Linked DNA regions of Homo sapiens: all the other regions are linked to region 5. Evidence: chromatin loops called from intact Hi-C (ENCODE). Cell type or tissue: heart right ventricle. All regions are shown on one strand. Region 1 overlaps LOC101927263 (a long non-coding RNA gene). Region 2 overlaps LINC00923 (long intergenic non-protein coding RNA 923). Region 3 has its middle 67 kb from the start of LETR1. Region 4 overlaps LOC101927263 (a long non-coding RNA gene). Region 5 holds the start of LINC02253 (long intergenic non-protein coding RNA 2253).

What was found. Hi-C counts contacts between places; a loop is a spot of excess contacts. Peaks named below come from ENCODE experiments on the same cell type or tissue, not always from the same donor. Only the 100,000 strongest peaks of a DNase experiment are listed, where the experiment ranks them.
Region 1: a loop joins it to region 5, with 4 times the contacts of the local background. A loop is called at or near these places in 51 of 110 quality-filtered maps.
Region 2: it touches region 5 in a loop (4-fold over the local background); 18 of 110 quality-filtered maps call a loop at or near these places.
Region 3: it touches region 5 in a loop (4-fold over the local background); 42 of 110 quality-filtered maps call a loop at or near these places.
Region 4: a loop joins it to region 5, with 8 times the contacts of the local background. A loop is called at or near these places in 52 of 110 quality-filtered maps.

The regions. Positions count from the first base shown.
Region 1 is chr15:96,363,464-96,367,463 of GRCh38, forward strand. All of the region lies in intron 3 of LOC101927263 (a long non-coding RNA gene), which reads left to right. Among named protein-coding and RNA genes, the nearest start is that of SCDAL, 23 kb to the left of the region's middle. In heart right ventricle, no CTCF peak of the experiment used is centred here; no DNase peak of the experiment used is centred here; H3K27me3 peaks cover 3,718 bases.
Region 2 is chr15:97,743,456-97,747,455 of GRCh38, forward strand. LINC00923 (long intergenic non-protein coding RNA 923) reads right to left here. Exons shown (of 2, transcript NR_024173.1): 2 at 1-28. Among named protein-coding and RNA genes, the nearest start is that of LINC00923, 130 kb to the right of the region's middle. In heart right ventricle, CTCF peaks have their summits at 2,200 (motif pointing left) and 2,407; no DNase peak of the experiment used is centred here.
Region 3 is chr15:95,258,008-95,262,007 of GRCh38, forward strand. No RefSeq gene overlaps it. Among named protein-coding and RNA genes, the nearest start is that of LETR1, 67 kb to the right of the region's middle. In heart right ventricle, CTCF peaks have their summits at 1,605 (motif pointing right) and 1,804; a DNase peak (open chromatin) is centred at 1,614; H3K27ac peaks cover 2,022 bases; H3K27me3 peaks cover 190 bases.
Region 4 is chr15:96,354,561-96,358,560 of GRCh38, forward strand. The region is part of intron 3 of LOC101927263 (a long non-coding RNA gene); the gene reads left to right. Among named protein-coding and RNA genes, the nearest start is that of SCDAL, 14 kb to the left of the region's middle. RefSeq lists enhancers at 1-591, 3,914-4,000. In heart right ventricle, CTCF peaks have their summits at 672, 2,475 and 2,684; a DNase peak (open chromatin) is centred at 2,471; H3K4me3 peaks cover 2,929 bases; H3K27ac peaks cover 3,715 bases; H3K27me3 peaks cover 2,175 bases.
Region 5 is chr15:97,233,471-97,237,470 of GRCh38, forward strand. It overlaps LINC02253 (long intergenic non-protein coding RNA 2253), which reads left to right and starts at 822. Exons shown (of 8, transcript NR_183855.1): 1 at 822-1,014; 2 at 2,751-2,849. In heart right ventricle, CTCF peaks have their summits at 2,084 (motif pointing left) and 2,287; a DNase peak (open chromatin) is centred at 2,031; H3K4me3 peaks cover 639 bases.

The sequences.
Region 1 (4,000 bases), 870 kb before region 5:
TCTTTGGCAGCCCTCCGGCCCTTACCTTGTCTGGAGACGCGCCCCCCACCCCGCGCTCCCTGAACTGCTGTGCGTCGAGCTGAGTCCTCGCCAACGGCCGCACGGTGACGTTGCCGTGTGAGCCCAGCAGTCGCGGGCAACAGGGGATTTTTCAAGGGGGAAATGACGATTAGAAGAGAGAATCATCTAAATATCAAAGTGACACATGGGGAGACTTGGAAAAAATATTTAAGCTAATGAAAAGCAAATAAAGAAGCAGACACTTAGGCTGGGAAATTAAATATTATGTTTAAAATGGTGCTTTTGTCCGGGCTTGAAGATTTCCGATTCATGTACACATAATAAACACTCAGGTTTGTCATCTGGAGGTGCAAATCTGAAAGATATTCCGACAAATGAAGTGCTGGCAGAGAGAGGAATAAAGAGATCGGTGCCTGTCAGGGGTCAGGCAGCCTGAGATTGCTTCTAGAGATCTTTTGAAAATTTCACACGATTGAAGGCTTAGGGGCTTCACTGCGTTCGCATTTCAAACTCAGATCAGTGGGATCACAATCAAAAATAGAGGTCTGGAAAATTTTGATGCAAAGATGGCCACGCGCATCAGGGCTTCTCTCACTAGCTCTCTCTCTCTCTCTCTCTCTTTTTTTTCTTTCTAAGACAGACACCCTGACATGGCTGTGATCCTTTGGATGACAGAGTTGTCAGTAAAGAAAGAGAAAATTGCATCTTGTCTGATAACTTCCTTTCAGTCAAAAGGAATTTAGGGTCTTATTTTCAATAAAAGAAAAAAAAAGATGGTTCATTTCTAGCAAGCATAGGATGCTCAAAAGAGTCTCGAATTTCATAATTAATGATCTACTCCTAGACATTTAGGTGTGATTCACCTCTTCATTTATCCAGACTAATATGATTTCTCACTCAGTTTATACTCTGGCATTACATTGAAAATTTGTCTCAATTTCTCAACACTATCATTTGTATACACAGTCAGGTGTATGAACGTGATTACATGCATACGCACTTCAACATATATGTGTGCACACACAACTTTGATCCCTAAATCCGGACATTGGCCTGTTTGTCTGATATTCCATGAGAGTTATTGCCCACTGCCCAAGATGTCAGCACTTTCTGGTTTGAACAGGACACAACAAAATCAATTGTCTCTGTGATTGATCTGGTGGTGGTGGGGGTGGGGTGGGGTGGGAAATAAGAGGACCTGGGGACGGGCATTCTATGAGACCAAATCAAACTAAGGAACTCTAGAATGGAACCAGGCTGAGTAGATGCCGAGGAGCTGGTAGACAGGCAGTGGACCAACTGGAGAACACCTTGGGAACAAGATGTGATGGCAATTATGCCAAAACCTGAATCATCTAAAATTATTTGCTATTGGTTTGGCCAACTTTAGGGTGAGCAGAAAAAGGACCAACTTAGCATCAGTTTGCAGGTTGTAATTTTCACCTGACTGTTTCAGAGAAATGAACAAGATACTTTTGGAAATAATCTGAATTACAGTCGAGTTTCATTAACTTTCAAACCAACATGAGCAGATGTTGGATTCCTGAAACCTCTCCTTAACTGCATATATTAGGAGATCTCTGCTGAGGAGGGTCCCTACAGTGGAGAAAGAAGAGACCTGTATAAAAAATATCTCCTGTTTCCTGAATTATAGACTCAAGTTGTTAATAATATATGTTGTTTCACACATGGTCAGAAAGGGAAAAGTGTAATAGTTGCTTTAAGTGGATTTATAAGCTCAAAGCTTTTACTCCTCCCACTTCTGCAAGGCTGGGGCAGCCACCACAAACACCAGGACTTGGAGGCAGAGGCAGAACCCCAAAAACTGCTTGGCGGGCTGAACAGGTCCCAGATGAACAGCTCTGGTATGCCAAGCCAGGGAGGACAACTTGGCCCTGGCACCCTGAGTTTGGTGACTCCAGGATGAGGGCTGGGGAGGTGAAATGGAATGTGAGTGCCTCTGAAGTCCTACATTCAGAAACCTCCCAGACACCCTCATTGCAATTCTGGTGGAGAAATTCCCACCCTGGAGCTTTGGAGGAGAGCAGCCAGTGTCTACAGAGCAGCTACTATCCTCAGATCGGCTTCTCCATTCCCCCTGCCCCCGCCCCCACCCCACTCCGTCCACAGTAAAGGAATAGAGAGCAGGTCCTTAGTGTAACTTTAAAGCACTTGAGCAGAGGCGCAAACGAAGGAGAGTCTTCTCTTCGTAGAAGGGCCACCCACGGGGCACTCAATTTCGCTTTTTCTAAGTCTCCTACAAAGGACGGAGGCCCCTAACCGGGCTTTAAAAGTGGGGTTTTGTGCAGTAAATACGGTGGGGCCCGTCCTGGTGTCCAGGAGAAGCACCAGAAGAGAAAAACGGGCGACAGGATGACCGCAAGGGAGCAGGGAGAGGTAGGAGGGGACCCTCGGCCGAGTAGGGACAGTGCCGCCTCGGAGCCTGAGCCGCGAACTGGCCCCAGCAGGGAGGCCGCGCAGCCTGGCTAGGGTTCGCTGGGATGCACGCCACCGCGGGCGTGCTGCGTGCCCGGGATGTCCCCTGAACTAGGCCGGAGAAGGATTCAGGTCTCCTCTGGTGGATGTGGGAGGTCTTGGGATAACTCTTCGTGAGAATGCAGAGCTGGCAGGAGCCTCCGTAAAAACACTACAAGAAGCGGTCTTGAGGGCCGTCTACTTTGCTCACAAAACAGGGTTTTTCTCCAGCCAGGAAGGGCGGCGAGACCCAGGCAACTTGGACCCGGTTAGGGACCTGTGCGGGATGTGTTTTCTGAAACTTTTACACAGGAACTCCAGGGGGCGGGGGACGAGGGCGGCAACCCCAGATCACAGGCGGCCGGCGACCTCCGGTTATAGTGATGGGTCCCCTTTTCCTGCCATCGCCAGCCCTGGGACCCAAGGACAGGCGAGTAACATTTCTCTCTCCATCCCATTCTCACTTTAACCCGCCCCCCTCCAAAAAAGTCAGGGTCCAGAGGAGAATTGCGAACAGGAGGTCAGAGGCTGAGCAGAGCTTGAGATGAAACGGCGCCTATAGATTTAAAAGCAAACAAAGCCGAAAACAACCCTAACCATTTTGGCTGCGCAAGGGCTAGAGCTCTCCGGTGCGCCTGGGGCAGGGCGGTCGCCGCACAGTCTGCTCCGGGGCCGTCAGGAGCTGTATCAAGGGCTGGGCCCCAGCTCGCTCCTGTCTGGCTGGCCCCGAGTCGGGACACCCCGAGTGCAACCTTCTTATCTGCTCTACCCCTCCTGACCCGACACGCTGGTTGTGGGGGGCGCCACTGGTATCAAGAAACGCGCCAGGCGCAGGTGGGCCGCCAAGGGGGGCTAGAGGCTGGGCAGCCGTGGCCCAGGCCAGGTCCCAAGCGCAGTGCCCTGGGTCCTGCCCCCTCCAGGAGTCAGACACAAACACACTCCGGGTCCTAGTCAAATGTAGAGTTGGGAGAAAGGAACCTGCGGAGGCATCTTCTGGCTGTTCTACCCCCAGCGTGAGAAAACTGAGCATTCCGTGCCTGTAGGGAGAGGTCCACAGCCCTAGGGGACCGTGAGAACGCGGTGGGACACCTGAGTTGCCATTTTGGCCTTTTCTAAAATAATGTTTTAAAAAATATTATGAAACTAAAATCTCCAGGCGAGGCATCGCCTTTCTTCTCGTTTTGATATGACACCCACTAAATAAAATCCTCTTTTAAGCCATCTTCACTCTAACTTCAAAGGAGCGAATGTTAATTTTACCTTTATTTAAATGATTGCAGAGGCTGACTGGTGAGGGATTCTCCCCTTCCTCCAGCTCTCCCTCCGGATTTTAACATATGGAGTACAGTCACGATTTACCGCCACCCTGGAAAGCCAGCCGCCACCTCCCCAACCCCCATCTTGCCTTTTTTCCCCCTTTGGTTGGTATTAATTTCATGGAATGCTATTTAAAGTTTAGCATGAAATGCTCGTGCTATAACACAAGTGGCGAGGTATCGCCAAT
Region 2 (4,000 bases), 510 kb after region 5:
ACAAAATGTTGAAGATGTAGAGTTCTTGCTGAAAACAAGATTAGAAAAATTAGCAAAGGTTGAAGGAAAGAATAAGAGTGGTAGACTAGGTCCTTTTAGGGTACACACAAAACAGACTGCAGATGATGAGAATTCAGGGTGCACAGTAGCCAGGGAAGCCTGGACCCCTGCAACATCTGCAGCAAGTACAGATGTGAAGTGTTCTGCCATAAATTCAAGCACAGTGGTTCTGTATTCCTACCTTGATGCCACTTCAGGAGGACTCCTCACTCCTCCAGGGCTGTTGAAATGATATATTGATGTGATCTTCATTTTTGTCAATACCGATTGTCTCAACCTCATTTGTTTGGAAAAAAATTACTAATTTGTGATGCCACCTTAAACATTTGCTGAAATACATCTGCATTGGAGGGTCTAGCTCAAGGTGCTCTATTCTTTTTCATTGATCTCTTCTACTAATGCTCATACCAATGTACCTTCCTAAATTATGTCCAGTTTTCTTTTAACAAAATTACTATTTACTAGGGCAGGTCTTCCTTACTTAGTCTTTTTGTTCAGGGGTTGGGGTTATTCCAACCCTCCATTCAGCCACTGAACTTTCTAATAACAAAAAAAAAGTGCCAAAACAATGACACTAGGATTTCGATGACTTTGTTAAAACTGTAAATAAATCAGTATGGAACTGCAACAGCCATACTGTCTTTTGAAAATATCTCCTAATTAACACAGGATTTCATGTGTCCCTCAATTAATTCTCTCCTCTGAATTAGTTGTTTCCATTATACTTCTAAATGTTTATTGCTTATACAGTATATAGGAAACATATGAGAGTTTCATATTTATTTCTGTTGTATTCAGCCACCTTAATAAAATATCTTATTAATGTTCAGTTATTTTATCTTTTGATTGTTTAATTTTTATCACATTCTCCATTATAACAAGGACATCATCAATATTCATGTCTTGTTTCTGATTCTTATGTGAATACAGGGGATGTATTGTTGATAAGTGTATTAGTCACTCAAGATGTATATTCCCTACTTTATAAAACAATTGCATGTGAGATTGAATTTATTCCTTTTGCATTCCTGGAATAAGCTCTATGCTGCATTATTTTAAATATTGATTAAATTTATTTGTATTCTAGCCTTTTAAAATTTACAAGAATTCATTTATGCTTTTAAAAATGGTATTAGCGCACTCAGAGTATTTTTTCATCTGGAATTAATATCAGTATTTTATATTTTCCAAAAAAGAAAATGATTTATTTTACTGAGTGCTTCAATATTCTGGCATAGATTTAGAGGATTTATAATTTCTATCTCCTTTATATTTGTTGTTTCATCATTTCTAACTTCTAATTTTGTTTATTTGAGCTAGCCATTTTATTATCTTACGGAGAATTCCAGACATAGGTCTTGAAATTGTTTTCCTTATAAAAATAGTGTCTTAGATGTACCTCTCCATTTACTTGTCAATTATATTCCCTACCAATATTGCTTCTTTATATTTACAGTTTTTTTCCTAATTTCTTGAGTATAATGATTAACTCATTTCATTTTATTTTTCTTTAATAATGCTATGAATGTGCTTTTTACTACTGTTTTGGAAGCATCCAATGTCTTTATGAGTTGTATTCCATTTTTTTCTTTTTAAAATAATTGTATTCATAATTTCTTTCTAGGCCTGCTAGATATTTGCAATAGTATATTTAAATTGCTGAAAAGGTTAATTTAAAATTTCTTTAGCCCATGTTAAATTTTGGAATTTTGGGGAGGTCTTTTTCATGGCTTAGAATATCATTTTTTCTGATTTTTTTCTTTTAATTTCTCAATAGATGCCTACAAAAGGAATCTTTTTTTATTAGCAGAGTAAAAAATGTGTGCTTTAGTAACTTTTCATTGTTATCCCTGATGGTAACATAAGCCTAGCAGGACTAAATGATTAGCAACTAAGACAGCCGAAGTTTGTCTTGGATGGGCACTTCCTTTGTACATACCTAGATGGCTTTTTTTCTCCTTCTCAGATTGTACTTCTTTTTAGATTCAGATAAAACACTGGAAATTTTTAATTAATGGAATATTTTATTTATTGCTTTAACAAATAGCTCTATTTTGTGGGAAGCCATATTCATAGATGGAAATCACACAATCTCTGGATCCCACCTAGTTCATTTAAGAGACCGGAACTACCCTTGTTGGCACCACTCCCACCTAGCGGCTCTTTTCAGAATTACATAGAGAGCGTCTCAGCATGACGCTCATGACGCTGAAAGTCATCATCTTCAAAAGTAACCTGTTCACACAAGGAAAGCATCACAATTAACGCATTAGGAAAATATTTATTAGACTGAAGCACCTTCTAACATTTAAATTCCAAACACAGTTTGTTTGGATTTTTTTTCTTTGCAGGGTTGAGGGAGGTAAAATTATCTATTTGAAACTAGATGTAGCATGTTTTCTACATAGACAATAAAATATCCAAGAGTAACTCAAATATTTTATTAGAAATGTTTAGAAATAACCTTTTGGAATTTGTTATTATTATTCATCTAAATTTCGATAAACTTCTCTATTCAGTTTCTCCTGATTCCAGGTTATGTTCAATAACATGACGCAGTCACTGATGCACGTGACAGCTGAAGGGGCTCAATGATGTGAAACTCATGTGAGAAATCATGACGGGAGATGCAGCTTTTATAACCCTGCATTGTCTACTAAAGCACAATAATCAAGCCACTTTATGAGACTGGTGATGATACTATAATGACATCAATCTGAGGACAATTTAAAGGAATATTCCATTTTCAAAAAATATTCTGGAATACAACTGAAGAGATAAGCCAATAGAAGAAGTAATTTAAGTATTTGTCCCTAGTTAATTTGTGTAATCAGCTTGACAACTTGCAAAGTCAGTTTAATTCTTTACCTAGCCCTGTAAGATCTGTCTACCAATAACAGCATTACTTAGCATATACTAAAACCATTTTTTCTTGTACTATAATGCTTATAAGAAGAAAATCATCAAATATTTTCATACTTTATACTCTACGGATTCCCAAATAACCAGGTTTGTATTTTAAGGTCCTACAACATTAGAAAATATTCTGTCAAAATAACACTTTAGATATTTGCCAAAAAAGCATATTCTCAGCTGACCTATGGCTTGCCTTCTGTCCTTCAAGGAAGGGTAATAACCTATCTTAATTGTTTCATAAATTCCTAAATAAGGGCAAGAATTTAGAGTACCACTCTTGGCAAAGTTATGGTCCTAAAATTAAAAGGCTGAAACTCAAATAATTTTAAAAATTGGTTTGCATGTTATGTACGAATGGGTAGTGGGCCTTTCATTTGTCCTTTGATTATTTTAGGTGTGCTTTGTATCAGGGGAAATGTAATCTGGAGCTAAGCAAAGCAAAATTGTGACACATACCAGAGGGATCTGTTTTAAATGAGAATCAACAGAAATAAGGGGGGGAAAGTCCTGAGACAGGGTCATCAGAAAGATGAAGAGACAAAATCCGTCCATTCAAGAGGCTGCCCTCACTCTCACTCAGCCACCCCATCCCACCCAGTTCTAAGGCATTCTCAGAACCACCCAGATCCCAGTTGTGACAAATTGTTCCAAATAAAGATATTCACTCACTCAGCCATGTAACTATAGAGAATGGCAGTTATCATATTAACTGTCTTCATGAAAACATTTAATAACATAAAGCAATGATAAAGAATTTTGATGAATGCAGATATATGCACACATACCCAAATTTATAAAGCATTAAGTAGAACTCAAAAGTTGCTGCTGGCATTTTTAGCTCATGGGATTTTTCCTTAGAAATCTGGGAAGTTCATTGCCAGGCCCATAGGCTCTGCAATCCGAGAAAAGGCTGAATTTTCTTGTGCATGGAGGCATCCCTGCATCTTTGCAGAGATTTTTGACAGGGTCTCTGATCTGCAGGCTGCAGAGCCACCTTTTCGGGGCCACCTGCACACAGAGGGAA
Region 3 (4,000 bases), 2.0 Mb before region 5:
TTTAAATGAAATATGCTTGTTGCACCACTGACCCAAACGAGCAAAGTGCTAAGGTATTGGAGATGATTACTTATTTTACATCATCAGAAATGAAGTCTAAGGAGAAAAGGTGCCACATTTTTGCCTGCTTTTTTCTTTCCTAGGGCTATCTATACCCTTGACAAATTTGATGTTCAGAATTTTTGCCCTTTAGAAGTTTTTAGTAGAGTAATTTGAAAGACAGGTGCTCATTTAAGTGAAAACAAAATTATATATATATACATACATATCGCCATATTTTTCTCTCAAAAAGTTAAAAATGACTTGTGGATTTTGCTTAAACATTTAAAAATTCATTTTTTCAATGATCAAGAATTACCAAAATGATTGATATTTGTGTTGTTATTGTTTCTAAATATAATAGTGCTGCTTAAAATGGTCATGATATGCATTTACTTTAGATGACACTTTAGGTGACTTATAAAATGCATAGTTTAGACTGCATAGGCATTCTGAGTTTGCATTAACATAAAAAATGTGCATTCTAATCCCACTTAGGTAACATAGAGAAAAAGTCTACACATCAGGAGAAAACAACTAAAATGGAGATAGGAACTTGTTTTTTGGACACCTTTTGGCACCCACCATCACAGATTTTACAGTCTCAATTTCTCCTGCACAGATCCCACTGACAAAGGGTATTACATTTTGCTGACATCAGTGACCTGGCATCACGGAATTATTCCCTGCTTCGGTTTACAGAGGAATAAACCAGTAATTAATTATATATCAGAACATGAGAATCGACCTGGCAATAATGTACAGGCTAAGAACTCTATTTACATATGTAGGTTATTTAAAATATGTCTTGTTAAATAAATATTTAAAACACTTCCTTATTTAGCTTATACACTGTTTGGACTGAAGCTGCAATCCTCATTGCAGAATGTTCGAAAGAGTAAGAGTGTTGTCAGAGATTTTCATCTCTGCCTGACCTGCAAAATCTCCTCTTTGTGCATGGCAGGGCATACAAAAAATCTCTTTAATGAAAACAACAACATAAACTATCTCTATTGGCACTGACATAAATAATGAAAGTAGAAATTTCATCCTGAGAAAATCACAAAACTTATTTTTAGGTTGAGGGAAGTAGAACAAGAGGCCCAGGCATAAATTAATCACAATCGACATGACCACCTCAGAGAGAGCAGTTAAAAGTAGACAGTAAGGGAAACAAATGATTTCACAGAAAAATGTTCTCCTCGCTGTTGGTCTTTTTCCCCTTGTAAATATCCAGAATTGCTTTTAAAGTGGAAATAAAATAAAATACAGGACTTAAGACTTTTCCGTATCTCTCAAATCAATATACAGCCACAATTTTGAAACAACCATAATAATGAGAATACACAAGACAACTCCAATAATGTGGGAAGACAAACTTTGCAATTCACATCATGGCCACACTAAGACTCAGTTAGGGTCCCAGAAGGTATTCAATGTATTTCTGGGGGCTCAGAAATTAGCTTTTTTTGGGAGGATATCTCTATACCTGCAACTGCCCAGTTTTCTCCAGAGCATGTTTGCTCCCTTCAGAATGGAATCCCGACCATGACGATTTCTGATCCACCAGGGGGAGCAGTTCACCAGCACAAAACAAGCCTTCCCCAAAGGAAGTCGCTGAAGGCGCCTTTTCCTCTCAATTTACACAGCTGACAACGACTCTGATTTTTATCAGTTCTCCTAGATGTGGCACTCATATACCTCATACTGATTTCATATGCCTGACCTCATGCTGGTGGGATATGTGTTGTTCCATCACGGACACATATGCCCATGAGCAGGTTTTTCTGTAGGACTTGACATTCAGTCCTTGTAATTTATAGAAATTCCTTGTTTTATTATAGGAAGTAATTTAGTCTCTGCTTCTTCGCCAGCTTTTATGGACAAAACCGATAGATTTATCAAACTGCTTATTTCATACTTATTCTAGGGCAAGGACATAGTGGAGAAGCTGATCTTTGGGGTGTGTGTAAGGAGGTATGTGTGGGAGAGGTACTCCCCCGCAAGGTCTTGAAGCCAGGCATCTACCACAGCTTGCTGATAGCACCCCTTCTTTCTCCAGCAAGCCTTTTTCCTGCCCTCAGACTAGAGCCCTGGGACTCGGAAGGAAAACAGCTGCCAGAGAAAGGCCAGTGTTGGTGATAAGCTCTTTGTGTGCAAGCTCAGACTTGAGACCAGCCTGTCCAAACAAAACAGCGGTGGACTTCAGGAGAGCTGTGTATGGGTAGAGAACCTCAAGCCTGCTGGTGAAAAAGCCAACCAGAGGACTACACTAGCCCTTGTTTTGCAAATGGCTCCACAATCCACTGAAGGAATTTCCCTAGGGGCGCCAAGTTTTAACTTTGACAGAAGCCAGTCCTTTTGGCCCCTTATCCCAAGTCTCTACCCTGGCACTTCAGCTCACTGCTCTCTGACAGTCCTTACTTCTTAAGGTGTAGACTCTGATCAGCAGCTTTGGCATCAGCTGGGAAATTGTTAGACATGCAGAACCTCAGGCCCCATCCTGGACTTTTGGAGTCAAAATCTGCCTTAAAAAAAAAAAAAAAAACAGGTGACTAAAGTGCATGAAAGTTGAAACTATGCACAAAGACTCTTGTCTCTGAATAGGTCTGCTTCTATTAGGATGCAGAAAAGATGCATAGTTGTGTTCTTCAAATAGAAGTCATAGATGTCAAGATTATTACACGGCCTTATCATATACGTAACCAAACTCTCAAAGCAGCAGGGACAAAGCAGAGAATTTAGTCTTTCAAAGAAAAGACTTGGTTCTGGAACATAGCAGCTTTCTGGCACCTCATTTGTACTTCATAGGTACTGACTCCATTGGGAAGATTAAGTGAGCACCTGACACACAGAAGATTCAGTTGACCCTTCTTTTCCTCTAAAATTGAGTTTTCAATCTATGAAAATCAACCCGGGATTTGGCTATTAACATTTTTTTCTTTAACTTTACTATTTTCTGCCTTTTTTTTTGAAGGTAAGGTTTTGCTCTGTCACTCAAGCTGAAGTGCAGTGATGCAATCATAGCTCACTGCAGCAGCCTCGAATTACGGAGCCCAAACAATTCTTCTATCTCAGCCTCCCAAGTACCTCAAACTAGAGGCACACGCCAATACACACAGCGAATTTACTTTATTTTATTTTTGTAGAGATGGGGGTCTCATTATGTTACCCAGGCTGGTCTTGAACTGCTGGCCTCAAGTGATCTTCTAACTTCAGACTCCCAAAGTACTGGGATTACTGGCATGAGCCGCCTTGGCTACCTTTGCTAATATTTTATTACTTCTGAATAAACCGTGGAGAAAGAAATAAATCTTAAGCCATCCTATATATTTACTCATTAGTTGCTTTGTTTAATGGCTTTGAAGAGGAGAAAGTTGAAAGAGCTAAAATAATCATTTGAGATTTCTGATGAGATTCCAAGACTTACCTTGGACACTGTTTTATCAAGGCTAACTAAAGAAGGGGAATTTATTCTAGAAAAAATAATAAAGAACTATCTCATTAAAAATACCCCCCAAACAGCTAATTTCCAACCACACATCTGTTAATATTGTCTCCTGAACACTCACAGCTGGATGGAGTTAGTGACAGGTATTTGAGGTGTCGTAATAGGACACATTGTCTGTATTTCTTTGATGACTTAAGGAGCAATATTCTGCATTGCTCATTTTTTCTCTGGCCTTTACACTATTCTTTTGCAAATGCTGTAATGTGATATTCTGAATTTTGGCACAAATTCGTTAGAAGGCAAAACTATCCTGAGTATCAACTGCTTGGTTACCAAGTTGGATGTAATCCCTTCCGAGGAAAATCAGTTATAGAATTATGATATTGGGTTTATTTCCTGACAGGGTAGAGATTTAGCATGGCAGACAAGAGGGAAGGCTATCCTCAAATCTGATGTCCTGGTTTTGCCCAGGCCTGACCAAGACATTTAAATTCTTCACACATCGAAGAG
Region 4 (4,000 bases), 880 kb before region 5:
GGAGGGCGCCGGGGAGTTCGGAGCCCGGAGGGACATTTTTGCCAAGACCGAGCGGAAGCCGAGCCCGTGCGGCTGGCTGCGCCTAGGAGTTCCGCCACGGGTCCGACGGGGCACCCTGGGTCCCCGCAGCCCGTCACAGGCGTTTGCACATTTGTGTGCACGACCACTGGCGGGGGCGTTGAGCCTCTGCTAGCCGCCTCGGGCTCCGCACACCCTTGGGTGATTACCCGGCCCCCACCTCCCTCCAAGCGACCTCGGCTCCAGGAAAAGGCTTTAATCTGCTATTAAGCGTTTTCCAAAGTTTCTTTCCAAAGGAGAGTTCTTCACTTAACTGGCTGTAAACATAATTAATAGTTATTAACATGCAAAAAAACCTTTGTGGTGTTTAAAAGGATAATGGTCTCTCTCTAGCTCACACTCTTAAGCATGGAGAGAACCTTGAAATCTGAAAATATCCTGATTAGATTATTAGAGGTGATTATACAGTGATTTTCCTCGTTCTCTAATGACATTCTTCTCTCTCCTCCCTTCCTCTGTCTCTTGTTCTCTCTTTTTCTTTTTCTCCCAGTCTCAATCTCACTCTAATCCAGGAGTCATTAGCAACACCCTCTGGCTACATGTTTTGCATCAGTGAAACATTGTGACATAGTTGTAATACAAACTCAGCCGCCTTGCACTGCATCTTGCGGTAGGAAGTGTAATAGCAACAAAAATCATTTTTCATCTCCAGGCATTATTGGGCGAAAAAAACCCCAGAAAACCTGAATGTGAGAAGAGGAAGGGGTGGAGAAGAGAGAAATGAAGGGAGAGAAGAAGGGGGTGGAGGGGGGGAAGAGAGAGAGAGACAGAAAGAGAGAGACACACAAAACCTTTTCCAGTTTAGAACTCCTTTTCCAAACTGTAGGCGTGCAGGTTCACACCTATCATTTCCTATGCCTTCCTCTCCTCGGTTTTTGTCCTAGTTCCTCACTGCTGGCCCTCAGTGGGCCCCAGGACCCTCTTGGGAATTCCCTCTGAGCTCCCATTATCTCTCATCAGCTGCCTTCTCCCCATGTTAGCACCAACTCTCACCCCCACCCCCATGCCTAGGCCTCAAGACCCCCAGGGCCCGGGCCACCCCTCCTTAGCTGGCAGTTACTAGGGATGCTCACTGAAGTCCTGCTAGGAAATTGGGGCCTTTCTCCTGTGTGGTCTCACAGGAATCTTTCCTAGCCTGATGGAGAAGAGACAAACCAGCCAGAAAGCCAACCTGGCTATTTTCCTGGCGCAGCCGTGTAATTTCTGAGCAAGATCTGAGAGCTCCTAATCAGCAAGGAGGAGCCCTGGTTACAGGGAGAAGGGGCACTCACGCTATCCCCTGCCTGCCCTTTGGGGGCTCACCCCGCTAACTCAGGGGACTGCGGAGTTTCAAGAAGCGATCTCTATGTTGGGATTGCTCAGGCAGGGAAATACAGGGGCTTATACAACACCAGATAAACTCTATCTCCACCCTATAGTCCCCAGTTCAGCTCCCATTATTTGTAGGATCCACAGAGCTCCTTTTAAAAAAAAGGATTTGAACTTTGTAATAAAAACTACATTAAATAAAGGTTCTGTACCTCCCTTCAAAACAAAGAAACCACACAAATCCTCACTGGACCATGACAGAGATGCTGTATTTTTAAAACCATGTTTGGCATGTAACATTTGTTTTAACTTATAACACCCATCTCTGGGATGGTGCACTTTGAAGACACATTGAAGCAAAGGCTCACCATATAAGTGGGTTAAATTTTCTGTATATTTTATGGTCGTGTGGATATAAGATTGCGGCAAACCTGTTAAGTTATCAACTGGATAAAATAGTGTCAAATGCCCAGTTGCACCTTGGAAAGAGAGGCTGTGTAATTTGCAATTCTTGCCAGTTGCTACTTTCACCGGCGGACAGGTGTACGTGTTGGGGGCTATATTTTGTGGTTATTTAGTCAGCAAAGCCAAAAGCTGTGGGTACAGTGTCCCAGTAGGCTGGAGACTGGCACTGCAGAACCCCTCTAATGCTGGACTGACCAGAATAAATGAATTTTGGTGGAAATCATAATTGGGAAGGGATGACTTTATAGGCACCACCTCATGGGAGACATCTGCACTGGCCGCAGCTGAATGGCCGGAAATACACGGGGCCCGAACTAGTGGCTTCCTAAAGACCACGTCTCATTTATCTTCTCCTTTCTAGGAAAGCAGCTCCCCAGCTTGAGTGACTACTTTAGACTTGGTGAAATTGTGCCTATATATTTTTCTCCTTCTTCTGTTATTTTCCCTTCATCCCAATGCAGCCACTGTGGGATCTGTCGGTCACAGATAATGGTTTTTAACCCGTCAGAAGACCTGTGCGTTGCGGCTTCTCTGAGGGTTTCGATTACGGAAAAAGTCCGGGTGACGTACAATTAGGCTGCCGCAGGCTGGGAGGCTTGGCGGCGTCATTCCAGTTTCTGCAGCGAGGTGGCGCTCCAAGGTACGGCAGCGCGCCCGGGTTTTCGCCACCGAGCGCATCCGCCGCCGCGTCCACGCAGCGAGGCAGCGGCCACCGAGCAATGTTAACTCGGGGTTCCTAAAGCCTCTGAGCGGAAAATCGGGAGCGCTCAGACCCACCTAGGCGGAGCGGTCCGCAGGGTGGGCGAAGGCCTGAGGCCACGACTGGGGAAGGCTGGCGGCGGCGGGGAGCGCTGTGATGGCGAGTTCCGGAGCACACTCCGCGCGCCGCCGCTCGGGGGAAATCTTCGAAATTCCCGGGCGGGGCGGAGGCTGGGGCTGCAGGTCCCCAGGCACGGCGAGCGGCGCGCTGGAGTCAGCCTCGGCCCAGGCACACCGAGCAAGCGCCCAATCCACCACAAGCTCAGAGACGCAGCTTAGGGTTTTTTGTTGTTCTTGTTGTTCTTTTTCAAAGAAAAAAATAAGGAAAATATGTGTTCTATCGTTGTCCCCCAAACTAAAAAAGAAAAGATATATAGTTTTTGGGTTTTCCTTTGCTTTCTTCTTTTCTCTCATTTCCTTTTTCTTCCCTTCCTTTTCCTTTTATTTTCTGTAGTTTTTTTTTCTTACCTCTCCTTTCGCTTTTTTTTTTCTGTATTTTTCCTCCTATTTCTTAGAACTGGTTGTGTGTGTGTGTGTGTGTGTGTGTGTGTGTGTGAGAGAGAGAGAGAGAGAGAGAGCTTGAAAGAGAGAGGGAGAGAGAGAGAGAAAGTGAAAGTATTACCACCGGCTGGTAATACTAGAAGGCTTGGGCAAATGGTAGCAAAATTGGAGAAACTATTTCAATTTATTGAACGGACTTCAGTGCGTACGATTTCGTTTCCATGCTTCTGCTCTTTCTGGGTGTCTCACAAGCTCTGAGTCGAAGATGACTGGGAGAAAATGGCTCTCACTCTGCCACTCCTCATCTGCGGTCGTAGGGGCCCTTTAAAATCATTTTTGAAACAGTGATAGAATAATAGTAATAGTCCCAATGAACAGCGTTTCCTTCTGGCATGAATTTTCTCGTGGTTTTGCAGCCTGGTCGGCGGGACCCGAGGAACGCGGGCGGGCGGCGCGGCTGCTAGGCTGGGGCCCTCCTGTCAGCAGCTGGTTCCATGTGAATCCCCTGACCCGTGAGCTGTCCCCCTCTCTGTGGCCCTGGGTCTCGGGCCTGGGCCCTCGCAGCTGCTGGGATGCTTTGCTGCGACAACACCCTGCCTTCCACATGCAGCCGCTGCACTTCTCCCTTGAGTCGCATTTCCGGCCACCTCACCTTCCTTGAAGTTTTCTAGTATATAAGGAGGAATTTTCGGCCCAATTTAGAAGTCTGCAGAAACTCAGAGGGTCAGGTCATTAGGAATGTTAACGCGGCGACCAAGAATTATAAACATGATCTGAAAGTCTCTTCCAATTCATTTCTTCAAGTATTTATTTGAGCTAAGTGATGAAAAGTGACAGTTGTGAAATAGACAGCTTTTAAAAGTAATGAAGTCAGATGAGGCTTTAACCT
Region 5 (4,000 bases):
ATAGAACAGAATATGTGTACTGCTTCATAAAGGCAGAAGTCCCAACTTTTATCCATTTTTCAATGTTATTAGGCTTACTTGCGCTTTTTATATGTCTACCTGCTCCTGAGTCCAGCGACCATCTCCAAAAATGAAGAAATGAAACAAACCAACAAATAGATAAATAAAAGATCTGTAAATGTAAAACCCGTTAAAAATGTAAATAGCCAAGTATTGTGGAATAAATTTAGAAGATTTGATCACTGTTCTGTAAATCATGATTTGGGCATGAAAAAAACTCTCATGGTCTAGATCCAGCAGCCATGACATTTGATCATTTTTCCCTACCTGACCTTGTTTAGTGAGCTCTTTCTCAATAATATGTTCTTTATTGCCGAACGAATGCTCTTTGAATTTACTTTCTTTATGATGTGATTAAAAATCTTCATGACATCCCTAATGATTCATCTCTTTTGGAGCTGGGCAGAAGGGTAACAATTTCTATAATGCACACATTTCATTTAAGGTGAAACCAGAAGGAGATTTATCAATCAGAACAGCGTTTTCAATGTCGTGAGAGGTGAAGCCAGCTGGACTTCTGGGTGGAGGGACTTGGAAAACTTTTCTGTCTTACAAGAGGATTGTAAAATGCACCAATCAGCACTCTGTAGCTGGGATTGTAAAACGCACCAATCAGTGCTCTGTAGCTAGCTAGAGGTTTGTAAAATGCACCAATCAGGACACTGTAAAATGGACCAATCAGCACACTGTAAAATGGACCAATCAGCAGGACATGGGCAGGAAAAATAAGGGAATAAGAGCTGCTTACCCCAGCCAGCAACGGCAAACAGCGCAGGTCCGCTTCCCGTCTGTGGAAGCTTTGTTCTTTCGCTCTTGACAATAAATCTTAATGCTGCTCTCTCTTTGGGTCCATGCCATCTTTAAGAGCTGTGACACTTACAGCCAAGGTCCGGGGCTCCATTCTTGAAGTCAGCGAGACCACGAATCCACCGGAAGGAGCAAACTCTGGACATGGTAGGGTGAACTGCAACCATTGTAAACGAATCTTCGGCACATTTTCTGCCTGAAACATCCAATAACCCTTTAAATAGGAGGTTGCTTTTAATTTGTACATGATCTAGACCACGATATTTTTCCTCTGACAACAAATGTAAAATTTAGCCTAAGCCATAATATGGAAATTTTTAGTGAATATGGAAAGATATTAGCTAGATTATTTTACGTATGTTAAGTAAAATAGACTACTTAATTTGAACTTAGATTAGTGGTTGTTTCCTGGGTTTTGCCATTTATCATTAAAATTTTTAAAGAGATTTCAGGGATGCTAAGATGAGAAATCCTCTTCTTTTTTGGGGGGGGGGGGGTTGGAATTCACTTTAGTGAGCCACCTGCTTCATACTATTAACAATATTGCCCACACCTTTGACAAGCTTTCAGTCCTAGATTTCAATGGCCTCAGCAAGGTGTTCATGATTGGAAAATCCTGAGTCCCATGGGGTAAATATCTCTCCCAAAATGTTCTAGCTCCACAGTCTTGTGAAAACAGAAAACTACATGAGCAGATTACAAACCTATTCAGGAGAAGCCAACAACAGGGGAAGAAAGCCTTCTGCAAAAATACTTTTGAACTTCAGAAGAGGAGGCACATGCTCCGTCCACGAAGCTACAACAAATAGAAGTTTTTTTTTCTTTACAGACATATGTAGAACATTTGTTTCCATTTTATTTCTGCTGTCATAATATGATGGTTTTATTCAGTTTTTAAACATGCTTCAGCTGGAAACACTACATCTTTAAATCAGGCAACCCTGGCTTCAGTGTGAATTCCCTTGCCGCACTCCCTCACCTTACCCAGGTGCATGTTAAATCAGTATTAATGACAATATCATTCTTGTGCAGTCATCTCCTGCCTGCAATTTGGTTTTAATTACCCGCCGCGTTGTCTTTCCCCCTCACTGACAGCCATTAAATAGGGAATGACACCGGAGCCATAGTTGTGTGGAATATTCACTTCGCCAGATTTCATCCCCTTCATAAAGCAGGCTGCAGTGCCTCCTAGTGGCAGAGATCAGAAAGGGAACGGTGGACTTTCTGGGCACTCTGTAGGTGAATTTGGAGATCTGGGCAGATTTGTAACTGCAATGACTATATTTAAAGAAAAAAATAAAGTTTAAAGAGCACATATTAATTAAAGGACAATAAGTGCGATTTGGTTAAGTTGTTTTAGAAATTGATATATAGCAATAAATCGATGCACTATTTAAGCCTTGTCTGACCATCTATAAAAGTGAAAATGAGGATTCAGAAACAACAAACTTGTGGAATAAAACGTAACTGACAAAGTTCTCAAGGCCAGTTGTTCAACAGAGGTGAGCTGCAAGTGCCCAGTGAGTTAGAACTTCAACCGTTTCTATTTCCTCTTTCGCCACAGCACGGATCTTCTTGTTTTCGTTTTTGTTTTTCTTTCTTATTTTCTCTTTTATTCCATTGTACAAAATAATTTTATATATGATCTTAAAACATTCTTCTAAACTACAAATGCATAAATGTCTGTGAACAGTATCTTTTGTGTACAATTAGGTCCTTAAGTGTTTTTTTTTTAAACAAAGTTTTTCCTTAAAGAGGAGTTTAAAATTAAAATTATTTGTCTAAATGTTCAATTTAGACACTGTGCAGATGCTCTGGATTGAAGGTATTCATAAAATGGCTATCACGTTTTGAATCTTTGAAAATTTTGGTTAAATCTGCAGGCATGTGCTTTTGCAGGAAGGACGCTGGACTCTTGCACTATAAGTTGAAAACATCGCTTATAAACAATACATCACAGCACACTTGCAGAGAGAGCACTGGTAAGATATCACATTTGGTTTTTACTTTCTGATTTTTCTCTCTACCAACTTTTTGGTTTAAAGGTTGCAGATCTATGAGATGCTCTTTCACAGTTGCTAAGGCTGTTTCGTAGCCTCTTTCAACAAGCATAATTACTCATTTTACGTGCTGCTAAATGAGAGTCATAGCTAACTGCTTTAATTAGAATTTTAAGTATACATAGTATATGCAATAACTTGTACATACATTTATTGTGTGCATTTGTGTTTGTATGTGCATGTTTGTAAAAATCCAAACATAAAATAGAGAAACCAATAATTATAGTGCATCTCAGTCATTCCCCATTCACCAAACGAGCAGGGCAATGATAAACATAAATTCATTCGCGGTTATTGCTGCATATTTTAATAATAACTTTATATTTTTATATGAGACTCTGAATATTTTCTTGGTAAAAAGGGAAGTGCCTTATAGTAAACTAAAATAATTTTAAGCAAATTATATTGGTTAGAACTTGATCTTGAATTAAAAAAGCAAAGACTTTGGAATAAGAACTTTTTTGCTAAATGAGAATCTTCAGATTGCCTTATAAACTGATTTTTAGTACCTTTGATAGCATCACTAAAAGAGTAAAAGTATTACTCCCTTTAAAATTTAAGAAATTAACATTTTAGAGGGAAAATGTGCTCATGTGATTCATGCTTTTCTTTCAAAGAGAACAATATTTGGTCTTTTGAATGTTGCCTGAATTGATTTGATTTATTGTTTTAAGGAATATTTTACATCATTAAATAACAGCTAGGAAAATGGTTATTCCTTCCAGATTGAAATGGGAAGCTCACAAATGCAACGATGACGGCTTAATCTCTGATACTGCTTACATATATTGGTTTACAGCTATATTGAGTCCAGTTAGACTGATTTTTTCACTCCTAATATGAAACTTGATGCTGGGAAATCTGATAAGTGAGTTTCATTTCCCTGGAAATTTATTGCTTCTGCATCCAAGTGCAAAGAAATAGCACAAGTAAAAACAATGAGGAGTCTGTGCGCAAGGCATTAATGAGGACCACTGTTTTCTCACAGAGATTCTGCATTGGGAAAAAAGAGGTTTCAAGCCATTAACATTACAAAACACGCTATTCCTTTTAGAATCGATATCGTTTTCTTT